Linked DNA regions of Homo sapiens: region 2 is linked to region 1. The links are chromatin contacts, found by Hi-C in ENCODE. All regions are on one chromosome and are shown on one strand. Each heading gives the region's core, a stretch centred on a gene start or an enhancer-like site at or near the end of the contact. The rest is flanking DNA. Distances are from core to core; before and after follow the strand shown.

What was found. Hi-C counts contacts between places; a loop is a spot of excess contacts on that map. Pooled maps may share reads with other maps.
Region 2: a loop to region 1 is called in a map of CD8-positive, alpha-beta T cell, with 9 times the contacts of the local background. The contact joins the promoter of P2RY8 here to the enhancer-like site in region 1. A Hi-C loop is called at or near these places in 5 of 168 maps with a recorded cell type or tissue (B cell, CD4-positive, alpha-beta memory T cell, CD8-positive, alpha-beta T cell and 1 more), 18 of 37 single-sample maps with no recorded cell type and 16 of 50 pooled maps.

What each region holds. Positions count from the first base shown.
Region 1 is chrX:1,248,385-1,251,084 of GRCh38, reverse strand. No RefSeq gene overlaps it. Among named protein-coding and RNA genes, the nearest start is that of CSF2RA, 19 kb to the left of the region's middle. RefSeq lists enhancers at 2,045-2,554, 2,056-2,572. Within about 2 kb of position 1,389, at least 22 of the 41 ENCODE cell types and tissues checked have a DNase peak (open chromatin) inside an H3K27ac peak, as active enhancers do; they include B cell and CD8-positive, alpha-beta T cell, where a contact is called at or near this core.
Region 2 is chrX:1,535,899-1,538,598 of GRCh38, reverse strand. P2RY8 (P2Y receptor family member 8) reads left to right here and starts at 1,414. Exons shown (of 2, transcript NM_178129.5): 1 at 1,414-1,678.

The DNA.
Region 1 (2,700 bases), core at 140-2,639:
CTATATGTTTATCATCTATCACCTACTATCTATCGTATCTATAATGATCACTTATATCAATTAATCTTCTATTCCATCTATTATCTATGTCTCTCTTTGTATCTACTCTCTCTATATCTATATAGATATCTATCTATATAGATATGTATCACCTATCATAATCATTTATTGTATCTATCATCTAAGTTTTATCTATCTATATGTCTACCATCTGTCTATCACCTACCATCTATCATATTGATAATGATCACTTATTATATCAATCGATCTTCTATTCCATCTATTATTTATGTGTCTTTCTATTTACTCCCTCTATATATCTATATAGATATCTATGTATCTATCACCTATCATAATCATTTGTTATATCTATCATCTAAGTTTTATCTATCTATTGATCTATCTATCATCTGTCTACCTATCACCTATCATCTATCATATCTGTAATGATCACTCATTATATCGGTCCATCTTCTCTTCCATCTATTATCTGTCTATCTGTCTATCTATCTTTCTATCTACTCCATCTATCTATCTATCTATCTATCTATCTATCTATCTATCTATCTATCTAGCTATCTATCTAGCTATCATCTATCTATGTATCATCTATCTATAACAGTGGTTCACAGGCCAGGGAGAATTCTACCCCCAGGGGAAACTTGGCAATGTCTAGAGACAATCACAAGAGAATGACAATCTGTGGACACCCTTGGTGTCAGTCCTGGGAAGTTTGCTCCTGGCCCCCGGTGTGTGGATCCCAGGACGGCTGCTCAACACCCACCAGTGCCCAGGACAGCCCCACCACAGAGAATCCTCCCGCTCCCAATGTCAGCAGTGCCGAGGTTGAGAATGCCCCATCCTGCATGTTGGGGACAATATCAGTTTGCTTTTCCCTTTTCTTTTTTTTCTTGAGATGGAGTCTCGCTCTGTCATCCAAGCTGGAGGGCAGTGGTGCGATCTCGGCTCACTGCAACTTCCGCCTCCCGGGTTCAAGCGATTCTCCTGCCTCAGCCTCCTCAGTAGCTGGGATTACAGGCACCCACCGCCATGCCCGGCTAATTTTTGTATTTTTAGTAGAGAAGGGGTTTCACTGTGTTGGCCAGGCTGGTCTCGAACTCATGACCTCGTGATCAGCCCACCTCAGCCTTAAAGTGCTGGGATGACAGGAGTGAGCCACCGTGCCAGCCTCAGTTTGTTTTTCTGCTGATACTGGCTCACTTTCCCTGTGGCCACACATTCTTCTGTCCACAGACCATCCCTCCAGCCACAGAAGGGAGGAGGGTGTGACCCCAACCCCTTATCTAGCAACAGAAGGAGCTGTGGTAGGGCAGCTCCTCAGAAGCCGGAAATCTGCAAGCTCTCGGGGGAGGGTGGAGCCCAGCGCGTTGTAACATCTCTTTTTCCCCGAAGAGGAAGCACAGACTATCAGGCCTGTTTCCAAATCTCAACTTCCTGACCCGGCTTACCTTCAGGCTTTAACAAGCTCCCAGCCTCCTCCTAGCTGGCTCTGGCTAAAGCTGGAGTCCAGGAACCTCAAATAGCCTAGAGGCTCTCTCCAGGGCTTGAGTAGCACCAGGAAGGGCCACGTGGTCTGCGCTGGACAGAGACCTTCCTGGGGTGCAACGTGACACTTCCTGCCCCAGAGGCAGCTCCAGCAGAAACAGCTGCAGGCATCCCCAGCAATCCTCATCCCAAGCTCCTTCCACAGCTCACAGCGTCCGTGATGCGGGATCAACACAACCTGCTGGCTATATTTGAGGCTTGCCAGATAGCCTGGCTCCTGCATTCTTGCCTCGGGATTCCCGTTGTGATCTGCTTTTTCCAGTCCTTTCTGGGACCCCTTTCATTGCTGACAGCCGCTGGGGGCTGAACCGGCCAGGGCTGAATCTGCAGACGTGTCCAAGGCGCGTCCCAGAGCAAGGGCTTGGTGGGGGGGGGGGTCAGGGACCCGGGGCCTGTCGTTTAATGAGCTCTCACGGACACTTTAAGCCCATTTATGCCGGAGGTTGCAAGTTTTTTTGGTGTAAAAAACCAGATCTTGGCGATGACCTTCAGCCTTCAGACAAGCTTAGCGTTCCAATAATGGAACGCTAGGCATACACGGGTTCCTCATGAGCTCTCCCCCCAGGAAAACCCGAAGGCTCAGGGGCGGCCTTTCTGCAGCTGAGGACACGCAGAGGCAGAAGACGGGAGACGCGCCTCGATCGCGGCCCCAAAGTATATACGTTGAGTTCCAAACGCCTCTGGTCTCCGGGAATGACGCCTCGTTTGGAATTAAGGCCCTTGCAGATGTAATTAGTTAAAAGAAAGGCGCCGGGGCCCAGCCGTTAATTCAGTACCGCCCGCGTGGAAATCCGAGCCTGGCTGCGCCTTTGGAATTCCAGGGGTGGGGGAGGGATTCCAGGGGTGGGGGAGGGATTCCTTTAACCCTTTCTTCTCCGGATCGCTAGTAACGAATCAAGCACCCAGGACAGTGAACCCTGCCAGAAACAAGAAGCAGAAAAGTGACAGCTGTGACTAACCCTGGAATCCCTCCCCTCCACCTCCACAAGAAAAGTCCGGGGTTTTCCGGCACCCCTCAACTCAAGGGGTGGGTAGTACAGGCTGTCTCCTCTCCTCTCCTCTCGTCTCCTCTCCTCTCCCCTCCTCTCGTCTAGTCTCCCCTCCCCTCCCCTCCCCTCCCCCCTCAACTCTACG
Region 2 (2,700 bases), core at 165-2,664, 290 kb before region 1:
TGTATTTTTAAGGGACAGGTTTCGCTATGTTGGCCAGGCTGGTCTCGAACTCCTGACCTCAAGTGATCCGGCCCACCTTGGCACCTCAAAGTGCTGGGAATACAGGTGTGAGCCACCAGGCCTCGACTTTTTTTTTTTTTTTGAGACAGTCTCACTCTGTTACCCAGGCTGGAGTGCAATGGCCTGATCTTGGCTCACTGCAACCTCCAGCTCCCGGGTTCAAGTGATTCTCCTGCCTCAGCCTCCCCAGTAGCTAGGATTACAGGCATCCACCACCATGCCCAGCTAATTTTTGTATTTTTAGTAGGGACGGGATTTCGCTATGTTGGCCAGGCTGGTCTCGAACTCCTGACCTCAAGTGATCCACCCGCCTTGGCCTCCCAAAGTGCTGGGATTATAGGCGTGAGCCAGCAGGCCTGGTCTTTTTGTTTGTTTGTTTGTTTTTTGGGACAGTCTCACTGTCACCCAGACTGGAGTGCAATGGCCTGATCTTGGCTCACTGCAACCTCCACCTCCCAGGTTCAAGTGATTCTCCTGCCTCAGCCTCCCCAGTAGCTGGGACTACAGGTGTCCACCACCACACCCAGCTAATTTTTGTGTTTTTAGTAGGGACGGGATTTCGCCATGTTGGCCAGGCTGGTCTCAAACTCCTGACCTGAAGTGATCCACCCGCCTTGGCCTCCCAAAGTGCTGGGACTACAGGCGTGAGCCACCACACCCAGCCTGGCTTGAGGGATTGATTCTACCATGTCTTTTCCCTGAGCAGTGGTTCAATATTCATTCATTCTTTCTCAGTGACAGATCCTTCCCTCTCAACCTCCTCCCACGAGTGACAAGAACCAACCGTTGCTCCTCACAAGCAAGGATACCAGAGCTCGGAAACCTGGTTCTCATTCCTGAAACTGGCCGATCCCCCATGGGATGTTGAGGATATGAGCCTGCAGCGCCCGTGACCAACTGTGAGAGCCGGAATGATCAGTGCCCAAGGTCTGTTCGCTTGTCACAGTCTGGCTGTGTACCAAGAGATGTCGCAATGAGCACAGCTTTAGAGTCTAAAAGGAAACGTGTTCTGTTCTTTCTTTGTTTTGTTTTGTTATTTCAGAAGAAACAGGAATCGGTTCTGGAGCATGCCACGGCTCTTCACTGCTGGTTACAAAATTTAGAAAAATCATTCTCCCTCTTTTCCTCACTCTCAGGGTTCTCTTAAGAGTAGGGCCCCCTGCGAGCCAGTGATAGGGAGGTGGGCGGTTAACGGTGCTGCCCAGAGACACAGCGACGTTACTCCAGTGGGCTCAGCCCTGCACATGAGTGTTCAGACAGTTACAGAGGAAATGTCACAACACACTTCCTTTCCACCTAAGCCTGAGTCGCAACCGTGGTGGTGCGCTGGGAGGTGGAGTTTGCAGAATTTGCATTCGGAGACAGTCGTGCCAGCCGGTGGGCCACCCAGCGAAGCGGCCGCCTTTGCAAGGTTGCTGGACAGATGGAACTGGAAGGGCAGCCGTCTGCCGCCCACGAACACCTTCTCAAGCACTTTGAGTGACCACGGCTTGCAAGCTGGTGGCTGGCCCCCCGAGTCCCGGGCTCTGAGGCACGGCCGTCGACTTAAGCGTTGCATCCTGTTACCTGGAGACCCTCTGAGCTCTCACCTGCTACTTCTGCCGCTGCTTCTGCACAGGTGAGCCGCCGAGCTGGACTTTTATGCTTGTCCTGCACTGTCAAGGGAGAAGACAGGGTCGCTGGGAGGGTCCGTGTACGGTGAGAACATGGGGGAAGACGGTGCAAACTCCATGAGGCGTGTTCTCCTCACGCTAGAGCAGACCAGGAGTGCAAATTTCCTGGGAGGAAGACTTTGCACAGCCGCTTCGTCACTTAGGGGAGAAATGCTCAAATTTTCCAGGGCTGCAAGCCACCCTTCCTTTAATAACTCATTCCATGAACTTTCAGAGGCCGAGGTGGGCGGATCACGAGGTCAGGAGTTCGAGACCATCCTGGCTAACACGGTGAAACCCCGTCTCTACTAAAAATACAAAAATTAGCCAGGCGTGGTGGCAGGTGCCTGTAATCCCAGCACTTTGGGGGACCGAGGTGGGTGGATCATCTGAGGTCAGGAGTTCGAGACCATCCTGGCTAACACGGTGAAACCCCGTCTCTACTAAAAATACAAAAATTAGCTGGGCTTGGTGGTGGGCGCCTGCGGTCCCAGCTACTCGGGAGGCTGAGGCAGGAGAATGGCATGATCCCTGGAGGTGGAGCTTGCAGTGAGCAGAGATCACGCCACTGCACTCCAGCCTGGGCGACAGAGCGAGACTCTGTTTAGAAAAAAAAAAACAAAAAAAAACTCATTCCATGAAATGCGCCTCTCTTGAGGTTAACCTTAGAGAGGGTAAGCAGCTGCGGCTGCTGCACGTAACCCATTTACGCCTGAGATTGCAGTTTTTTCAATGTTTGCAATGAGACCTTGGCGATGACCTTGAGCCGTGGGATATAAATAACTCCCAAATGCTTAGCGTTCCAATAATGGAAGAGTAAGCATAAATTAAACGGGTTTTAAAGCCCTATGGGTGCCTGGATGAGCACGGTGGCCCCTCGTCACCCCCTCGGTGCCAGGGAGACCCCAGACCCGGGTCTCACGGCCACCTCAGACCTCATTTGTACAGGTCCGCTTAGAAACCCCAATTCCTTGGGTCTTGTCAGATC